2 separate regions of the Mus musculus genome follow, and region 1 is linked to region 2. A link is a loop called in an ENCODE intact Hi-C map of the cell type or tissue named here. Cell type or tissue: gastrocnemius. All regions are shown on one strand. Links, peaks and the distances in the headings refer to the core of each region. The heading gives the core; the rest is flanking DNA.

Region 1 (10,174 bases), core at 1,298-9,297, 200 kb before region 2:
AGTGGAAAATACTTTCAGAATACAGGTCTTTAATTAATTTACCCTTACAAGCTGAAGTCTGGGGAGGACAGTTGGAGGGAAGGCTGTGCTTCACTGGAGATGTACATTTACACAGTTAATTTTATCTATCAGAAGAAAAATAAAACAAACACTTTAAATAACATAAACACAGAGTTAAAGGCCTGCAGTGAACCTGGTGGCAGTGGTAGTGTATGCCTTTAGTCCCAATACTTAGGAAGCAGAGGCAGGTAGATCTGTGAGTTTGAGGCCAGTCTGATCCACAGAACAAGTTCCAAGACAGCCAGGACTATACAGAGAAATCCTGTTTCAAAAAACCAGACACATAACTATTCTATAGATTAGAAGTGGGGGTAACACTGACCTGGAATGTATTTACCGGAGAACCAGCCATTTCTCCCTATTGTCCTTTTCTGACTTTTCTCTTCTTGTACTTTTGTACCTAAAATTAATATGAAAAGCTGTTAGGAAGCCAGGAAGTGGTGGTGTATACCTTTAATCCCAGCACTTGGGAGGCAGAGACAGGTGGATCTCTGTGAGTTTGAGGCCAGCCTGGTCTACAGAGGTAGCTCCAGGACAGCCATGCCTATACACAGAGAAACCCTGTCTCTAAAACAAACAAACAAACAAACAAGCAAACAAACAAACAAAAAGTTGTGATCTCATGGTAGTTGCAGAAGAGAAGACACAGCCCAGGGCAATGGAATAGCAGATATAGAACATCCAAAGCAGCTGAGTCCATCTGTAATTTTACCAAAACACCAAAATCTTTTTTCCCCACATTTTTTATTAGATATTTTCTTCATTTACATTTCAAATGCTATCCCAAAAGTCCCCTATACCCTCCCCCCTCACCCACCCTGCTCCCTTACCCACTCACTCCCACTTCTTGGCCCTGGCATTGCCCTGTACTGGGGAATATAAAGTTTGCAATACCAAGGGGCCTCTCTTTCCAATGATGGCCAACTAGGCTATCTTCTGCTACATATGCAGCTAGAGACACGAGCTCTGGGGGTACTGGTTAGTTCATATTGTTGTTCCACCTATAGGGTTGCAGACCCCTTTCAGCTCTTGGGTACTTTCTCTAGAACCTATACTGGGGGCCCTGTGTTCCATCCTATAGATGACTGTGAGCATCCACTTCTGTATTTGCCAGGCACTGGCAAAGCCTCACAGGAGACAGCTGTATCAGGGTCCCATCAGCAAAATCTTGCTGGCGTATGCAATAGTGTCTGCGTTTGGTGGCTGATTATGGGATGGACCCCCAGGTGGGGCAGTCTCTGGATGGTCCATCCTTTCATCTTAGCTCCAAACTTTGTCTCTGCAACTCCTTCCATGGATATTTTATTTCATACTCTAGGGAGGAATGAAGTATCCACGTGTTGGTCTTCCTTCTTGATTTTCTTGAAAACACCAAAATCTTAAGCTGAAGAATAGAACAGTCTCCTCAACCAATGGTGTTGAGGAAAATATCAGTCCACTCAGAAAATATAAAACTGGGCCTATTCTCTCCCTTGGTGCAATGACTCACAAATGTTTATGTATGACCTAGAAGAGTGAACCAGCCAAGTAACACAAAGGGGAAACATGTTCATATGTGAACATAGGGAACTAGTTTCTAAATGGAGCTACAGATCACTCTGACCAGTCAGTGTGTACCCTCATGGTCCTAAACAATGACAAAGATACAACACAGGAGGAAGAATATGGAGATATACTGTCAGTGGGAATTTGAACTCACTGCAGCCACAATGCAAGTAAGTATGCAGTTTCCTAAACAACTAAACAAGGAAAAAAATGTCATGAAATCCAACTATAGGGATGGAGAGATGGCTCAGTGGTTAAGAGCACTGACTGCTCTTCCGGACATCCTGAGTTCAATTCCCAGCAACCACATGGTGGCTCACAATCATCTGTAAAAAGACCTGATTCTCTCTTTTGGTGTCTGAGGACAGCTACAGTGTACTTACATATAATAAATAAAATAAATCTTTTAAAAAAATCCTATATACACATGTGGTTTTGTTTAGAATTACTTCTAAATGAAACAATTCTTATAATGAGATGACTTCTGAAATCACTTCACAGCAGAAAATAGAAATACTGTAGAAGATGCCAGAATGAAATTTATAAAGGAATAAGCTATAAGAATACCAATGAAAGGCAAGGAGCTCAGAAAGATGGTAAGCTATGGAAGACAGAGAAAAAATAATCAAACTGTTATGAGTTTGTCCTTTCTTCTCAGTGACTTCTTCAAATATAAATGAATATTGCCCAAAGAAAACATGCAAATAGAAATAGGCCTTAGCATTAAAAAACAAAACAAAACAAAACAAAAAAACAGACAGGTAGTCAGAAAGGAACAAAGGGAAAAAGAAATGGAAAGCTTCCAAATACCTGAAGCAATCGTGACAGAATGGTAGGGAAAAAAACAGACAGTGATGCTGGGGAACTTTAGCATCCACCCAACATTTAGTGTCAGATAATAATATCAGACAGAGTATTGCTAAGAAAAGATGAGCATCAACAGCGCAGAAAAAGATTATGCCTAGCAGCCTTCCAGAAAGCCATCCACAAAAAAGCAGAGGTCTCACAATCTTCTCAAACTTCAGGGAGCATGCTCTACTGTGGTCAAATCTTAGAATTAGAAGTCTCCAGAAGGTGGTAGTGCATGCCTTTAATCAGTCCCAGCCCTAAGGAGGCAAAGGCAGGTGGATTTGAGTTCAAGGCCGGCCTGGTCTACAGATCAAGTTCCTGGAATACAGATATCAACAGCAGAGGGAAAACAAAAGAACACAGGATATGAAAATCAACAGCTTGCATGTGCTTATTCAAACATGTAAAGACAATGTAAGAAGGAGGTTTGTCTTCTGTATAGTTTCCAAGAAATTCCTATCAAAATCTTCTTGGCATTTTTGTAGGAATAGAGATAGTGATATCAAATTGGGGGAAACAAAGAATAGCTCAAACATCTTCAAAGGAAGATCAAACCCAGAGGAAATTCGAAAATCTGTTAAAACTGTAGCAATAAGTCCAGTGAGTGTACAGGAGGTATCATCAGGAGGACAATGAACATGAAGCTTAATACTTTAGAGACATACTAGGCAATTCTTATCAAAATTCTGCTGGCATTATTTTAGGAAATGGAGAAATTAACTCTAAAAGATGTAGAATCTGAAGGAACTACAGAAAACTCCGAAATTCAGAGAACAGAGAAAAACAGAGAGGCATCAATTTTCCTAATTTTTTTTTAAAGATTTATTTATTTATTATATGTAAGTACACTGTAGCTGTCTTCAGACACTCCAGAAGAGGGCGTCAGATCTTGTTACAGATGGTTGTGAGCCACCATGTGGTTGCTGGGATTTGAACTCCGGACCTTTGGAAGAGCAGTCGGGTGCTCTTACCCACTGAGCCATCTCACCAGCCCCTTCCTAATTTTATAATATGTTAAAATTATAGTAATGAAAACTATTTAATATTGGTCTCAAGACATGATCAATGATATGAATTCAAGATGGATACCATCTACCTCATGCACAGTCAAATAAAATTACATTTGCTTCTTACTATTAATTCTTAGATAGAAAGTCTTTCAGCACCTACAATAGGATAATCTCAAGAAAGCTATTCTCAGTGGAAGTCTCCAGAATCATTCCTAGTGAAACAGAATGTGGCAAAAATGAGTTTCACGTCCTGTTTCTACTGTCACTTAAGCCTCTCACCAATCCCTGCCTCAATTTCCCCCAACATACCTGGATCCTTTGTCTTCTCTCTCTTCACCATCCAGCACTCGCTGTTCCACTTCATCAGTGAGTCCTGGATATGAGAAAGAGATTTATCAATAAGTACCAGGATCCAGGATTTCTTTCTTTTCTTTTCTTTTTTTGGATTTTCGAGACAGGGTTTCTCTGTGCAGCCCTGACTGTCCTGTAACTCACTCTGTAGACCAGGCTGGCCTCGAACTCAGAAACCCGCCTGCCTCTGCCTCCCGAGTGCTGGGATTAAAGGTGTGTGCCACCACCGCCTGGCTAAGTACCAGGATTTCTAACACAGTACTATGCTCAATTAGATAAAGAGAAAACTAAATAGAGAATTTTACAAATGATTCCGCATTTGTCATGTGGTGTTAGAATACTGAAAAGATTCAGGGAGCTTTTCCAGTTTGTATAACTTGAATCCCACTTCTTATCACAGCTCAGCCAAAACTAAAGGGCAGGGAAGATTGTTTCATAGCTGTTGCTTGTTTAGAGGACCAAGGACCAGCACGCTCACCGTGGCTCACAACCATCTGTAATTCCAATCCCACGGTATCTGACCCCTTCTTCTGGCCTCTGTAGCACAAGGCATGAAAGTGGTGTAGACATACATGTAAGCAAAAACACACAAGCAAATACAAAATGTTTTAAAATTAAAAACCCCTCAAGAGCAGAAATGAAACTTCATGATTGGGATGACAATATTTTAAACTATTGAGTCTCTGAATTTACCATGGGGCAGAAATGAAAGAAACCCAACACTTCCCCAAATGAGAAACATGGGGAGTAAAGAACACTTCATAACAATGTCCTTTCCTGCTTTGAGAATCTCTCCCTGTAATGAGCTGTGGTGTGAAGTTCAGCCACACTGAGCTCACACACGTGCGGCCCCTTCCTTTGAGAAGGAAATTGAGGATGAGAAAATAATAGATCCAGAAAACTCTTCTCACACACAGTAACCAAAGGCTGTGCTTCTATTGTAATCATTCTAGAATAAGCACTCTGAGACACCACTGCCAGTGAAAGAATAGATGTCACAGATGGACCAAAGGTGGGAGAGCTCTGAAAGGCCTGGTCTCCAGGCCAGTTCCTATATGCATTTTATAGTCTATAAGCACAAGGTGGGGCCAGAAGGAAAGTAAGCAGGACTTCCCTGAAGCATCAAGGCAGTTAGCTTGGAGGTTTTTCAAATGCAGGTTACAGCTGACAGATGTAAGCTTTGCGGGTAAGGTAGGTAAGGGCAAGACTTTTGTTTCCGCCACCTCTCCAGGTCATTCTGTTCCAAGTAGCAAGATGAAGTTGCAGAACACTACAGCAGTGCTTTAAGTAAATCATTCAATAAATCAGTAATTCAGTATCAAATAAATGGTCTTTTCTACCTTATCCCACTTTAATTCTAACATGAAGTCTCTATGCAAAAAGCCCCGTGAAGAGAGTGTAGGCATTCCCTCTTTTCCTGGGACAAGTCCACAGCCACATCACTGGAGATCAACAAATCCTGAAATAAAAAGCAACACTTTGGCCACCTGCCCTTGAGTAAAGTGCAGGTTATGAACCAAGGGCACATTGAATTGGAGACTGTTTTCTGAAGTAAGTAAGCAGCCACAGTTATGCAAAGGTCCTTTCTACTGTGGTGCTTTGTCACTGAACATACTGTAGGGTCTGATATCTTCACACTCAGCATGCATAAGGTGACTTTCTGGACTCTAAGATGTAACATTAAGACCCTCACCTGGAATACAAGATTTTGAGTACTGTATTTACATCATAGAATGTGTGCATCTCAGATGTCAAGTTAGTGATAAAATTCTACAGAGTAAATATTAATGATTACAACTATAACTGTGGAGTTTGTGAAAATATATTTGTGATTCTTCTGTCGATCCTTATGTGACTAATATCTAACAAGTTTTTTAGGTTGACAATCCACCAGCTCTAAATGCTACTCTCTTGAAAAGCTTGGATAATTTAAAGTGTTTTGTTCTTTCCGAACTAACAAAGAGAATTGTGAGATTTTTAAGAGAATATGTTGAAAACCTTACAAGAAAAAAAAAAGTCAGGAATTGTCCAGTTCTTAGGAGCTCATGAGAGCAGAGTCCTAATGAGTAGCCCAGAAACCGATCACACCCTACTCCGCTCCAGCCCCGCAGCGCCTCTGACCTGGGAGGTTCCAGGGCCGCCGGGCTGCGGTTTCCGCCGCCGCGCTGCTGACTCTACCAGGATGCCCCGCGCGGCACCTGCGGCTCTCGGGAGTTTTCACGTCTCCGCAAGACCCTGGGCAGTGTCCTTGGCCCAGATTCTGCACTAGGTGTCCCCGGAAATTTCTGAGGGAAAGGCGAGTTTTGCTGAGGCCCTCTCCCGCTTTTGGGAATATGTTGCCTACTCTGGTCCCACCCACTATTAAGTGTCCTCTCACCGTACCCAATCCCGCCCACCTACTTCCTGTTCCGTTTACTTTCCCAAGGGTCCCAGCTATGTTGTTCTGAAAACTGCAAGTATCCAACGCCCACTGGGCGGCAGACACCTTAAGAAATGTCAATTGCCATGGGAAAGGGTGAAAAGGGGGCAGTGTTCTCTAAGGACGGCAAATTAGAGGCAGACTACAAAACAGTTCTAGAGACTGTTCAATGGCGTGAAAGCCCAAAGAAAGGGTTCAAATATCTGAACGAAACTTAAAAATGACAGAACAAAATGACTGGAGATCAAGAAATCACAAGCAAAGGGTGGAGAGAAAAATGAGGACTAAATAGATGAATCCAATAAGGCCAGGTGTTAAGGAAAACTTAATATGAAGTAACGGGGAAAAAGGAAATTCACTGGGCAGTAGTGTTGCAAGCCTGTAAAATCTCAGCACTCAGAAGGCAGAGCCAGGCCTGAGTTCAAGGCCAGCCTGGCCTACAGAGTGAGTTCCAGCACAGCCAGGGCTACATAACGAGATCCAGTCTTGAAAAAAAAAAAAAAAAGTAGAAGCTCTCAGTAAACATAGGCTATATTTCTTGGTAATCTGTTCCTGGCATTTTTGACTTCCTTAATTTTCCTGGTAAACGTTGTGCATGTCCCTTTGCGTGTGTCTATGTGTGTATGTGTTGTTGTTGTTTCTTCAGAGCAATATGTCTTCAGTGTTTATGTCACAGGTCGCGTGGAGTATCAACATCCTGAATCTTTGATGCTTTGATCTTGGGATTCTTTGTTTAAAGGCTTTCTGACAGCACATTGGCAGGCATCAATTTCTTTACAGACATTGAAAGGAATTCGACCCTCCCACCCTTTACTTGACATCAGGCACATACTGCTTTGGGTAAAGACACTGTTCTTCATGGGAAAACCTTGTCATTCCCATTACTGACTGGGACAACAAAACCCTTTTGCTCTTTAAGCAGAACATAAACAAATACTTCCGTGGCCAAGTGCCTCTCGTAGAAACTACAAAGTTAAGTTCTTCAGCCACTTAAGTGGCTAAATTTTATGAACACAGCATCAACACACATAAAATAGGACTCTAATTACAATGCTGCCTACTTGTGTTGGACTGATCAAATCTAAAATAGAACAAACATACAATTTGTGTTAAAAAAAATCAAGTAAAATATTTGGGGGTTATATCCCCCAGGGAAAAAGATTCCCAAGGAAGCCATCCCACTGAGTTACCAATTTCACAAAATAAGCCAAGTAATTATCCTTTGCTTCTCACATGCTGAAATAATAAAATATGAGTGCTTCAAATTAGAGGCAAGATATTTTTCCATTTAGCTTCAATGTTATACTAAAAATACTGTTTTACTTATTAAAAACAAATATGTACAGTTTTTAAACTTTAAAAACTATAGCCCATGTATTTTAGTCAAAATATAGATCAACAAACTGAAGAGATATCATTAAAGAAAAACAACAAAAACCAGTAACCCTAGATTACATTACACATCATTCGTTTTGTTTTGTTTGTTTTGTTTTGTTGGTTTTTTGAGGCAGGGTTTCTCTGTCTAGCCCTGGCTATCCTGGAACTTACTCTGTAGACCAGGCTGGCCTCAAACTCAGAAATCCGCCTGCCTCTGCCTCCCAAGTGCTTGGATTAAAGGTGTGTGCCACCACACATCATTCTTGACCAAGACTGAAAACTTGGCAATTTCCTGAGTGAAAACTATCAAACACCTTCTAATCTCTAAAACTGATCGTTTATTTAATTCCAAGTGTTTATCCATAAATACATGTACCTCACAACACTAAATTGACTCACCAGGAATCACACACACACAGTTAAAAGAGGTGAAAATGATGTAAACACACAATACTCATTCATGAAATCCTCAAAATAAATGAAAAGTTAAATAGAAAAAGAAGACTTGTTTCTTGAGAAACAGCAAGGAAAAATCATTTTCAAGTATGTTTTCAACTTGACTGAACTCCTTACTTGGGCTCTTTCATCCACTCAAATCTGACTCTTTGTTTGATTACTATCTCCCCGTTCTTTGCAGCCCAGGGTTCTTGGTTTAGCTCCTGGTCTACCTTAGACACGGTATGAGAAAGAGGCACATGGCCACTCCTGATTTATTCAGAAATTACAAGGATTTCTCACAGTACTGGTCTCAGATGAGACAGATGATGACCATATAAAGTTTGTCAACTGTTATTTACTGACATATTCTGGAACATACAGGAAAATCCTCAGTTTGTGCATGCTGAGTTCTACCACCAATGAACTGCTAGATGTTGTATTATTTAGTAATGCGTGCTTGAAATGACCACAATGAACAATAAAGATGCACAATACCTCCAGCCACTGAAATATATAGAAATGACAAGATAAGAACATGGATCTTCTTAATGACCAGAAATGCTCAATATGCAGTTCATGTTTTAATAAGAATTACTAAAGTAAGCTGGTGGGGGCCCATGCCTTTTATCTCAGAACTCAGGAATCAGAGGCAGACATATCTCGCTGAGTTCCAGGCCAGCCTGGGCTACAGAATAAGTTCCATGACAGCCAGGGTTACACAAAGAAACCCTGTCTCAGAAAACCAAAATATTACTGTAATTACTACTATTATTATTTGATGGGCTGACACATACCTTTAATCCCAGCACTCAGCAGGCAGAGGCAGGCAGATCTCCATGGGTTCAAGGTGATGCCGGGCGGTGGTGGCACACACCTTTAATCCCAGCACTCCGGAGGCAGAGGCAGGCGGATTTCTGAGTTTGAGGCCAGCCTGGTCTACAGAGTGAGTTCCAGGACAGCCAGGGCTACACAGAGAAACCCTGTCTTGAAAACAAAAAACAAAAACAAAACAGGGCTTGTGGAGAGCCGGTACGTGCTGCGAGCAATTGCATGCGTGCTGCCAGTAATCTCTGAGGAGAGCCGTGTGTGCCGCGAGCAATCGCCATTATAAGATGGCGCGGGCCTCCGCTGTGCCTAACTAGTAAACAAGTCCTGTACGCAGGTGCAAGAGTGAATTCACTCCTAGTCACTCCCATTCTCGGGGTGTAATAGTGGGGTGATGGGCAAGCAACGAACCAGGAGCTGTCACGCCATATCAGGTGCTGAAACGTCACGCTGCGGGTTATAAAAGCAGCGCCATTTTCCCGGTTTGGGATCTTCCTGAGAAGCAAGCAATAAAGCTCTTGCCGCGGAAGATTCTGGTTTGTTGCGTCTTTCTTGCCGGTCGAGCGGGACGCAATAAGGGCTACATGGTGAGACCCCATGTCTTTCTTTTTTATTTCTGTGATAAGAAACACACACACACACACACACACGTGCGCGTGCACGCAACACTGACCTAATTGGTTTTTTTTTTTTTTTTTCGAGACAGGGTTTCTCTGTGTAGCCCTGGCTGTCCTGGAACTCACTCTGTAGACCAGGCTGGCCTCGAACTCAGAAATCCGCCTGCCTCTGCCTCCCGAGTGCTGGGATTAAAGGTGTGCGCCACCACGCCCGGCTAACACTGACCTAATTGTAGTACTTAGTATATCTATACATTAACCCTCTATTCTTTCTTATAAGGAACATATCCAAATTCTATCTTTCTAATCATTTAAAGCATTACATGTTAGATTATGGTTTATATTTATCATGTTGTGGCAATTAACGTAACTTATCCATGCCACTAAGCAATAGCCTTGCCATTACTCATTATCTCATATTCTCTCCAGCCACTGACAACCAGCATTTACTTTCCCCATCTACCATCTATCTTCTATCATACTTATAATTAAGGTCATTTGTGGTTTGTATTCCATCTGTCTTCACATAATAGAGTCCACAAAGTTCTATTATATTATTATGGATGGGATCTTTCTATACATCTCTATGGTGGAATGGTATTTTACTCAGAAGGATCACATTTTATTGACTTATACATTTGTTGATGGACATTAAAGATGATCCCATGTTCTATGATTTAACA
Region 2 (10,174 bases), core at 1,179-9,178:
CCTTTAATTTGATGGGTCCTACATGAAACATTATAGTTGTGGAATTTCTTAAGATTAACAAACCTCATAAAATACAGAACACATCAGGCTTTCTGGTCAGCATGACCCTACTTGGAGTCAAGTTATTTTCTACATCATTGGCTGGCAGGCATATTACAGCAACAATATGAAATACCTGGCATGTATGCAATAAAATGGCCACAGCTATGTTAGGGGGGCAGGTCTCAACAATATTTAATGACACAAGATATATATTTTTTGAAACAGTAGTCTTAGCTGTCCTGGAACTCACTCTGTAGTCTAGGCTGCCCTTGAACTTATAGATATCTGCCTGCCTCTTCCTCCAAAGAGCTGGGATTCAAGGCTTGCACTGACACCATCTGGCCTAATTTTTTTTTTTAATGTAATGACTATAGACAGCAGTAAGAAGACTGATGATCACAATTATACTAGTGATAGAAAATCCAAGACAAAAGTATTAAAATACAAAATTACAAAATAAAGAGCATTAGCAAATGATAAAATGGACCATTAGACAGAAATTCCTTGATAAACATGGCTGCATGTCACAAAACCCAGAATGTAGACATCCCCAGCAGACATAAACAGGAGACTACATAAAACACGTGAGAACAGGCGCATTGACCATGTGCTTTACAAACCTGGGAGGACAACCTAGAAGAAGGTTTGTCTTCCTAGAAGCCACTCAATTCCTATTAAAATCCTACTTGCATATTTTTAAAAAAGTAATGCTGGAAGTACCAAAGAACAGCAAAGAGGTGGAAAACACTAAGAGGACCACATGAAGAGGTGATCTCACAGTATATTACAACCACAGCAATGGAACCACATGGAATTGTCATGACAACAGACAGTAGGAGATATTCATGGGAAACTGCCTATCATGTCTGCAAATATAGTTCCTGATCTTATCCAAAGTCTGTTGGCATTATTTTTAGGAAGAGAAAAATTAACGCTGAGGGTAGAAAATATGCTAGAATACAAATTTTCAGAAAACAATAAATGTGCCTAAAGTTATTAATTATTATTTTATAATACAATAAAACCACTAAAATGAACGTCATTTAATATTGGTATGTAGGCCTAGGTGATCAGTGTAAGGACAGCATCACTCGCACTCATAGTCAAGCAAAAGTTTATTGCCTCCTAGTATCAATTTTCTGCAGAAAGTCTTCTCATCTCTACAATAGGATAATCTTGAGGAGTTTTTTGTCCGTGGAAGTCTCCAGAATTATTTCTAGTGAGACAGAATTCGGCAAAAGTGACTTCATGTCCCACTTCCACATTCACTTGAATCCCTTGCCATCCCTTCACCAATCCTCCAACATACCTGGATCCTTAGGTACTGTCTCCTCCCTCTCCACCTTCTAGGGCTCTTTGTTATGTTTCACAGGTGAGCAGGTCTGAGGTCTGGGTGTTCAGTGAGCCCTGCACATGAGAAAGAGTTTAAAGAGAAAGCCCCTGTTCTAACAAAGTACTGTGCTCAGTAGATAAAGAGAAAAGAAATGAAGACTCTACAGTGACCCTGCAAGTGTCAGGCAATGTCATAATACTGAAAACATTTAGAAGCATTTTCAGTTAGCATAACTTGAACCACACTTCCATTCACAGCTCAATCAACTCTCAGGTGCAGAAATGGAGCTGAATGATTGGAATGAGAATACAATACATCAGTGATGAACTTCTCATGGACTAAAAATGATGGAAGCCTTTTACTTACAAAGGAACTCACACAGAGAAGAGAAAGAATTTCCTGAAATCTGTCTTTGTTCCTGTGAGGATTTCACCTTTCTCTGTAGAATGTGAGACTCATCCACACAAATCTCACATACCTGCAGTCTAATTTGCCAAGAACCCTAAGGAGGAGCAAGGGAGATAGCAAGAAAACTATTTTCACCCACAGAAATCAGAGAGTTCCAATTCTGCAACATGCAGTCTGTACAGAGCCCTCTGAGCAGAGACCAGGCATTGCCCCTCCTCCTGGGAGAAGTCCACAGTCACACCACTGATTGTCAACAGACCATAAAATAAAAGACAATGGTTTGAACATTCCTGCTGGTGCACAACTTTAATGTGAGCACTGAGGAGATAGAGGTGGGTGGAAATCTGTGAATTCCAGTCCAGCCTGGTCTATATGATGACTTCTACATAGCAATTTGGTCATGTATCCATGGGCAGAATTTTTTTTTTTTGAACCAAGAAAAACAAGAGGATTGCAGAGATTTTTTTTTCTGATGTAGATGATCATAATTATTCACAAGATTGTTTCTAATATTATCCTATATTATAATACCTCTTAACTTTGTTTTTGTCTCTTTATCCCCCTTCCCCCCAAACAGAGTTTCTCTGTGTAGCCCTGGCTATCCTTAAACTCACTGTGTAGACCAGGCTGGCAAAGAATTCCAAGATCTACCTGCCTCTGCCTCAGGAGTGCTAGGATTAAAGGTATATGCCACCACAAACTGGTTTATAAAATGCCCTGTCTAGCTGTGAAAATACTGTGACCGGATTCCCTCAAAGAGAATACTCTGATTTCCAGACTCTAATTTACAACATTAAGAATTCAGCAGAGGGGTTGGAGAGATGGCTCAGCAGTTAAGAGCACTGACTGCTCTTCCAGAGGTCCTGAGTTCAATTTCCAGCAACCACATGGTGGCTCACAACCATCTGTAATGGGAATCCAATGGCCTCTTCTGGTGTGTCTGAAGCCTGCAACAGTGTACTCACATATATAGAATAAAAAAATATTAAAAAAAAAAAAAACTCAGCAAAAGTGTTGGGGTCCAAGAGTTGCCCAACAAACCACACAAACAAATCCTGATCTCTGTAAGCCATCTGATCCTTGATGGTTTTTTGAAGGCACAACCTAAGACTCATAAGTCAGGTAGTAGACTTCAGGGGCTGAGCAACTACACAAATATCTTTTCCTGTAAGCTTATAAAAGGAGGAAAAAAACCCAAAGAACAGAAAGCACAATGAGATCACATTCAGGTGCAGGAAGGGCTCTGCTCTGACTCAAGCCATTTTAGACTAACAGTTCATGTTGACCTTTAATTTGATAGGTCCTACGTAAGGCTTTGTGGAAATTCTTAAGATTAACAAACCTCAAACAGAACATAACAGGATACGTGATCAGCATGACCTTGCTCTGAGTCAAGTTATTTTTCTGTGTCAGTGACTGGCAGGCATGTTACAGCAACAATCTGAAATAGCTGGCATGCATGGAACAAAATGGCTACAGCTATTCTGAGATGGGGCAGACCTCAACAAGAAGACACATTTTTTTTTCTTTTTCTTAGCTGGCTTTCCTTCCTTGATTGTTTGCTTTCTTCCTTTCTTCTTTCCTTCCTTCATTATTTATTCTCTCCTCCTCTTTTTTTTTTTTTTTTTTGTAATTATTTTTATTGTTTTGTTTTTTGAGACAGTGTCTCACCATATAGCTCTGGCTGTCCTGGAACTCACTATATAGCCTTTGCTCCTGAGTGCTGAGATAAAACGTGAGTGTCACCAAGCCTGGCGCCACTCTTTTCACAATTTGCATCACAGATTGCATACGTTCCCGATGGAAAATTAATAGTAGATAGACAGTTTACTTTTAAAACTTAATTTTTACATCCATACCAGTAAAACTCACAACAAACAGTACAATCAAATTCATTTAAGTTTGCAGGAGTTCCTTTCGTGACTAAAAGCTCATGGGGAATCCACCACATGCCACTTTCTTAAATAGAGAAGTGGTAGAATACGGAAGTTAGTATGGATGATTGTAAATTTCAATAGCTTTGTCCTTTCCGTCATAGCAAAGAGAGCTGCGTTTTCAAATATTAACTGATAAATTCAAATATTCTACTAGATCAGCCAGAAGGTCAATAAAAAGAAATAGTATTATTCCAGTTAATATTACTGAAAATTTATCGACGAGGGTCTGACATCCACAGCACAATTTTGAGAGTCGTTATCCTTATGATCAGAGGGGAAATTGATCCCGCTCTGCTCCCCTCCCACTCCTGCCCATTCCCCAGCCCCGCCTCAGCTCCTCGGACCTGGAAGGTTCGAGCGCCTCCCTCCCTTGTCCCCACCCCCACTCCCACTTCCTCTCCCCCATCCCCCGCTGCTGCCTCTGCCAGCTGCTAAACTGCTGACTCTCCCAGGATGCTCAAAAGGTACCTGCGGTATAGGTAAGTTTTCCGGTTCTGCGAGCCCCGCCGTTTCCTCCATACTCAGGTCTCCACCACGCGATTCCACACTGTGCAGCCGCTCTACCCCTCAACCCCAACCCCAGCTCAGTCTTGTACCGGATTCTTGACACTCCAGACTTTGACTTTTTAGTCCCACTTCCCAAGCTAACACACCTTGCTTCCTAGCTTCCCTGGCCTCAGTCTTCTAATCCCACCCACACTACACCCTTCCTCTACACCCAGCCAATGTACCACATCTTCCATCCTCTATTTCTGGGCGAGTGGGCCCGCCCAGCGGAGACCGGCCCCTCCCACTCTGTCTCAGGCTTCTTTCTGCCACAGCTCTTCCCTTCAGGTTGCTCTGCACAGTCTCCCCACACTCTTGCAGCCAGTCTAGACCAGAACTATATCTGGTAGGACCCTGCACCCCGATATCTGATCCCCATAGTGAATTCTGAATCTTTCAGATGCAAAACAGACAACCTAAGATCCCCATCTCACTATCATCCTCTCCACCACATACTGCATACCAAACAACAGGCTAAATTCGGATGCCAGAGTCCCATCCCCAAAACACAAACATGAGAAACCAAAACCAAATACTTCAATTTTGATTTGGAGAGAGACTTTTCAGGAACGTGGATTTGGGGGAGGGGGGAGGTTGTCTCAAGAACTCAGTGGTCAGTGTTGGGGTCCAGCAGTAGCCCTACATGCCACACAAACCCTGATCTCAGTCAGACAAGGACAGATAATTGGATGCATACCCTAAGACTGATCAGAATTTGGGGGCTGAGCTACAACCACAAACACTTCTCAGGACTGGTTTAAGAATGAAAAAAATCACAATGCGCTCATATGCAGGTGCAGGAAGTGCTGACCTGTGGTTTTCTCTGACCCAAGCTATTTTTGCTAGCCAGACAGAGCAGTTCTATCTGACCTTTATTCTGATTGGTCCTAAGTGGAGCATATAATTTTCAAAGTTCTTAAGATTAACCAACTTCAGAACACACAGAAGATAACAGGGTATGTGGAACACGACCCTGCTCTGAGTCAAATTATTTTTCTGTGTCAATGACTAACTGGCATATTACAGAAACAATGTGAAATAGCTGGCAGGCATGGAACAAAATGGCTACAGCTATGTTACAGGGACAGACCTCAACAGTCAGGACTGAATTCATACTTCATTGAACTTCTTTCACCACTAGATGGCGGACATGTCATTTTAGTAAAGCAGAAACAAGTTTGTCTTCATGATTCCAAAAGTGCTTTGAGATAAAACCTAGAACTAACTCTCTCTCTCTCTCTCTCTCTCTCTCTCTCTCTCTCTCTCTCTCTCTCTCTAGTACAGTGGTGTACGCAGAGAATCTTGCACGTCCCAGATGCAGAAAATAAGTAAGGTTTGTGGTCCCAACCCTAGAAAAGTCAGTTTTACAATCCAATGTCTAGCTCTGAGAAGCATGGAGGAAGAAGAGATGGTTAGGAAATAAGAAGGGAGAGAGGGGGAAAGGCTAAGAATTCCAAGTCTAGAGTTCTCTAGACTCCATACAACTACTGCAATCAGTAACCAAGAGCAGCTGTCCTTGCCTGCACTGGCCCCACACAAGACCACGGTCAATCTAGGAAAGGGAAAAGGCTTTACCTCTCAGGCATTGGCAATGGATAGACTGTAGAAGAAGAATCACTGGCTTTAGTTGTCATCCTGTGCTGAGCACATCAGGCTCCTGAACATAGCTTCAAACCCACAGTCTCACAAATGGCTCTGGTTCATCTTAGTGGGTGCCAGGCAATATGAATAGACATGAACAAAGTGACTGTTGGAACTGTGGACCAGGATAGCAGAGAGGTAGGAGTGAGAATGGGCAGTATTTGAAGTGGGCACAGAAACACACAATGCTGTGATATACATGCATTTTATCTTTGTGTGTGTGTATGTGTGAAATAACTAATAATAAAAAAATCGGGGCATTCATTCATGGTAGACAAGGTTTCTCTGTGTGAACCTGTGCTTAAAGGCCCGTGATAACATACCTAGATCAATTAAAAAAAAATCAGTGTGTAATTTCTTCTTAGTTCTAACAGTATCTGATGGATTTTTTTTTTTTTTTTTTTTTTCAGTTTTGAGGGCCAAGATGGCCTTGAATTCACTGAGATCAGCAGTTCCTGACTCTGGAATGCTAGGATTAAAGGCATGCTCCAACATGTCAGGTTTATTCATTATCTGGCTTAGTATCAGATAATAGAGTCAGGAAGTCTTGATATTTTTGTGTGTGTCAAGAAGTATTAAATATTAGTCTATTTGCTGCTCTTCAAAGTCCTGATAGAATTCTGTCAATTTGGTCCTGGGCTTTGTTTTGAAGATGTCATTTTATAATTGATTCAGTCATATTGCTCCTCTTAGTCTTGTTTATAATATTTGTTTCATGTCATTTATATTTGGTATGTTATATGTGCCTGAAAACTCATACACCTCAACTAGAATATCCTCTCTAGTACAATAGATGTCTTCAGTGTCAGTAGATAGAAGATCCACTTGTTAACTCATTTCTATCAAGTAAATTGTGCCTTTACCTTGGGTAACTATCAGGACCTTATCAACAAGGAAAGACACAAGGACAGGATGAAAGACTCAGGCTCTGAAGGCCAATCTTATCTTTATTTTAATCTTTGGGCAGAGGGCATGGAGAGGCAGAGGCTGGAAAAATTTAGTCTGAAGCCCTCCTGGGTTGCCTGCCATCTTAACATAGTATATTGTCTTATTGTAGCTCTGGGAAGGTGACTGCCCCGGTGGTTGTTCTTCTCAGTGGGCTGAGTGTGGCAGGATGGTGTCCACTCTCTTTACAACTTAGACTACATCAGTTCAGATCGGGAGCGAGCACTTCTGGCAGGAAGGGTAGCCATTTACTGAGCAAAATGAGTGACCAGGAGGCCATTCTACGATCTGGTAAAGGGAGACATCGGCCTCTCCTGCTTTTGTCCAAGCTTGAAGCTCTGCTCTTTGGGAACTCATGTCCTCACTTATGGAGATCTAGGTTAGGGCCGCGGGAGTCTTAGACCATTCTAGGGGCCGTGGACCCTTGTGTGCGCCGCTCGGCGGAAGGGGAGAGAAACGCGCCTGGGTGAGCCGCGGCTAATCGAGGGGTCGGGTCAGATTCTTTGTGCCCCGCCGCCTGCAGGGAGAGCCCCACACTGGGGTTTGAATCCCCGAGGAGCCCGGGCGCACCACAGCATCTTGTTGGCTGGCGCCGAGTAACTGGGCTCCTCTCCTCTGCCTGCGCAAAGCGGAGCGGTGCCACTCGGGTCCCAGGTTTTCCCCGCTGCCCAGGGCGCCGCGGTGGCCGGTAGGCTCCCCAGCGGAGTGACTGGGCCCCCGCCCCGGCGAGGCCCCACGGCCTTCCGCCCGAGGTGGGCTCAGCCCCGCGCGACTTCCCGCCGCAGCTGCGGGACACCAGCACCTAGGCCCGGGACTCTCAGGCTCCCTAAAGTAGCGAATCGGTCTGGAAAAGAAAGAGTTAAGCCGAGAGGCTGGGTGGGTCTTCAAATCGCTACAGCGTCAGTCCCTCAACATTCCTTAAAGTGACACACACAGAACAGACAACTATACAGCAGCTAAAACAAACAGGACACTTCCGCTCTGTCCTTCACTGACATTAACACCAGGGGCACTCTGTACCCCAGAATCTTTGGAACGACGCCTAAGCCCCCTTGGCTAGGATGTACCAGGGTGACCACCGCAGCCGGATTCTACATCCTCTTTTGCTGTTTCTTGCCAGGTAATACAGCTTTTTAGGCCTCTTCAGAACAGAATTACAGAATTATTCAGAACAGGATTATTACAGTATCACACAAGCACACATGGATAGACTCACAGACTCAGAGATAACCAGTGCCGAGATTCTCCAGGGTTGGGTCCTGGTGGCCTTGGAGTTCCAGGCCAATGCACCAAAATGTTGTGCCAGGAAGAGTTCATGAACCCCAAATGGCCACCAAGGAGCTGTTTCTGTTGGGTCTCTTTATTTCAAGTTTGGATTTGGGCTCTCCTCCAACCCAACCCTGACAAAGCAGGACCAGAAAGGAAGGCAGAGCAGCGTGCGCCACCACACCCGGCCAGAGCAGACTCAAACCCTCAGCAGGACAAGGTTTTATAAGGAATGGGAGTAAGTGAGGGGGCGTCCAGCCTAACAAATATCTAACTGAATGTCTATTGTAAGCTGACAGGTGGGTGCTCTGAAGCAAGATCATGAACAATCCCAAAGGGTCTGAAAGTACGTCTGAAAAAATCAGACTAATCTTTGATTAACTGTTGCTAGAAAGTAACTCTGGCCAAGGACAAACCATGGGGTCCTTCCTGGTACTTGGATGCAGCTTGGGTTCTGCTGCAGGTCAAGTTCTCAGGCTTTTTTATCTTTATGTTGGAGGCCGGTCCCAAGATAGAGTAGGTTTGGCCTTTCACTAGAAACAAAAACATTACCTCAAATGAAAAGTATCTTTTGGAGACTTTCCTGGTCTACTCAAGTCCTGTGTTGTTGTTCTTAAGAAAGATGGTGGTGAAGCCATAATTCGACCCTTATTATCTGTCCCAAAGTCAAGTGCTTCTTACCCAGCATGCAAACTTTACTCCTGCTGGTTTAAGGGGGTAATTTAAAATGAGCAGCCTGATCCTTCACCATCACTATGGTAACCACCATTGCTGCTGCAACAGGAGGGAGGTGAAGGGGGAGGGAGGGTAAGGATAGGGAGGCACGTGGAGCCCTATGGTCAGTGCAGTGAAGGGAGAGTAGGGAACCCAGCTCTCCCTGGGAGAACACAGGGAGTTCAGACAAATTTGAACAAATTTTTGTTTTAGATTCCATGGCACCCATCTTCCCAGCGTTTGCCAGAGATCCCAACACTCTAGAATTGCCTTCCCAATTGATAGTCTGGGATCAAACCAAAAGTGTGTTTGTGGGTGGTAGCCTCTGTATCAGAGGTTCCCCCAAAACAAACACCTGGTCTTTCTTCACATGGCTAACTCTGGTGCTACCCTGACTCAGCAGAGAAATCGAGGATTTGTCACAAACATTGCACTTGAAGGTTTTCTGTCCAGTATGAATTCTCTGATGGACAGCGAGGCTTGAGGGGTTACTGAAGCATTTCCTGCATTTTCCACTCTGATGTGGTGTCTCTCCAATGAAGATTGTTTGTTGCATGAGACTGTATGTAGAGATGAAGTCACCATCACACTCTCTTTACCTGTGCTCTTTCTCTTCAGGGTAGCATCTCTGATCTTGAGGAATGTTGGAAGACAAAGTTAAGGATTTCTCACAGTCTTTAGATTCAGAAGGTTCTTCTCCAGTGTGCCTGCTTTTATGTCTATGTGGGTTTGATGAGTCAACAGAGGCTTCCTTGTCACTACAGCATCTGTAGTTATTGGAGGTTTCTGTAGTGTCACTTCTTTTATAAAGTACACAGTTTGGGGGTTCATGAAGCATTTCACCAAGCTCACTACACTGACAAGACTCCTTTTCGGTGTTCACATGTTGAGGGACAGTATCCCATGTACAGTCCTTTAAAAACAAATCAGATTAATAGGGTTTGTTCCAAAATTAAACATTTGATAAATGGTTGTCTCCATAAGCTCTTTCTTACAATAAGTCAACCAGCAACTACTTAGATGTGTTTCTTTTACTGTAATTTTATGTATTCCCACAACAATGGCCTGACAGCCTTCAAGGGTCTGTGATTTACAATAGATATCTCATCATTATAGAAAATGTATACTGGCTCAAGATGGACCAAATAATTGAGGAGTTAGTAACTGGTTTTGGGGTGGAGCTCAAATGGCTGATTGTACTTAGAATACATGTTTCTATTCAGAAACTGGTGACAAATTTAATGAAATCCCAGGTTCACAGTGTTTGTACTCAATAATACACAGTAACAAAGATTACTGTCCGAGCCGGGCGTGGTGGCGCACGCCTTTAATCCCAGCACTC

What was found. Hi-C counts contacts between places; a loop is a spot of excess contacts. Peaks named below come from ENCODE experiments on the same cell type or tissue, not always from the same donor. Only the 100,000 strongest peaks of a DNase experiment are listed, where the experiment ranks them.
Region 1: it touches region 2 in a loop (2.7-fold over the local background); 2 of 42 quality-filtered maps call a loop at or near these places.

What each region holds. Positions count from the first base shown.
Region 1 is chr17:21,729,721-21,739,894 of GRCm38, reverse strand. It overlaps Zfp229 (zinc finger protein 229), which reads right to left and starts at 6,171. Exons shown (of 6, transcript NM_001164676.1): 1 at 5,937-6,171; 2 at 3,774-3,837; 3 at 383-460. The coding sequence starts at 412. In gastrocnemius, for the core only: a CTCF peak has its summit at 6,289; DNase peaks (open chromatin) are centred at 5,300 and 6,127; H3K4me3 peaks cover 2,064 bases; H3K27ac peaks cover 1,663 bases.
Region 2 is chr17:21,529,848-21,540,021 of GRCm38, reverse strand. It overlaps Zfp52 (zinc finger protein 52), which reads right to left and starts at 4,483. Exons shown (of 5, transcript NM_144515.2): 1 at 4,189-4,483; 2 at 1,352-1,449. 9330136K24Rik (RIKEN cDNA 9330136K24 gene) reads left to right here and starts at 4,144. Exons shown (of 3, transcript NR_131123.1): 1 at 4,144-4,199; 2 at 5,551-5,594; 3 at 9,451-10,174. It also overlaps a transcript of Zfp53 not described here. In gastrocnemius, for the core only: CTCF peaks have their summits at 5,394 (motif pointing right), 7,317 and 7,859; DNase peaks (open chromatin) are centred at 7,389, 7,720, 7,811, 8,206 and 3 more places; H3K4me3 peaks cover 4,598 bases; H3K27ac peaks cover 6,779 bases.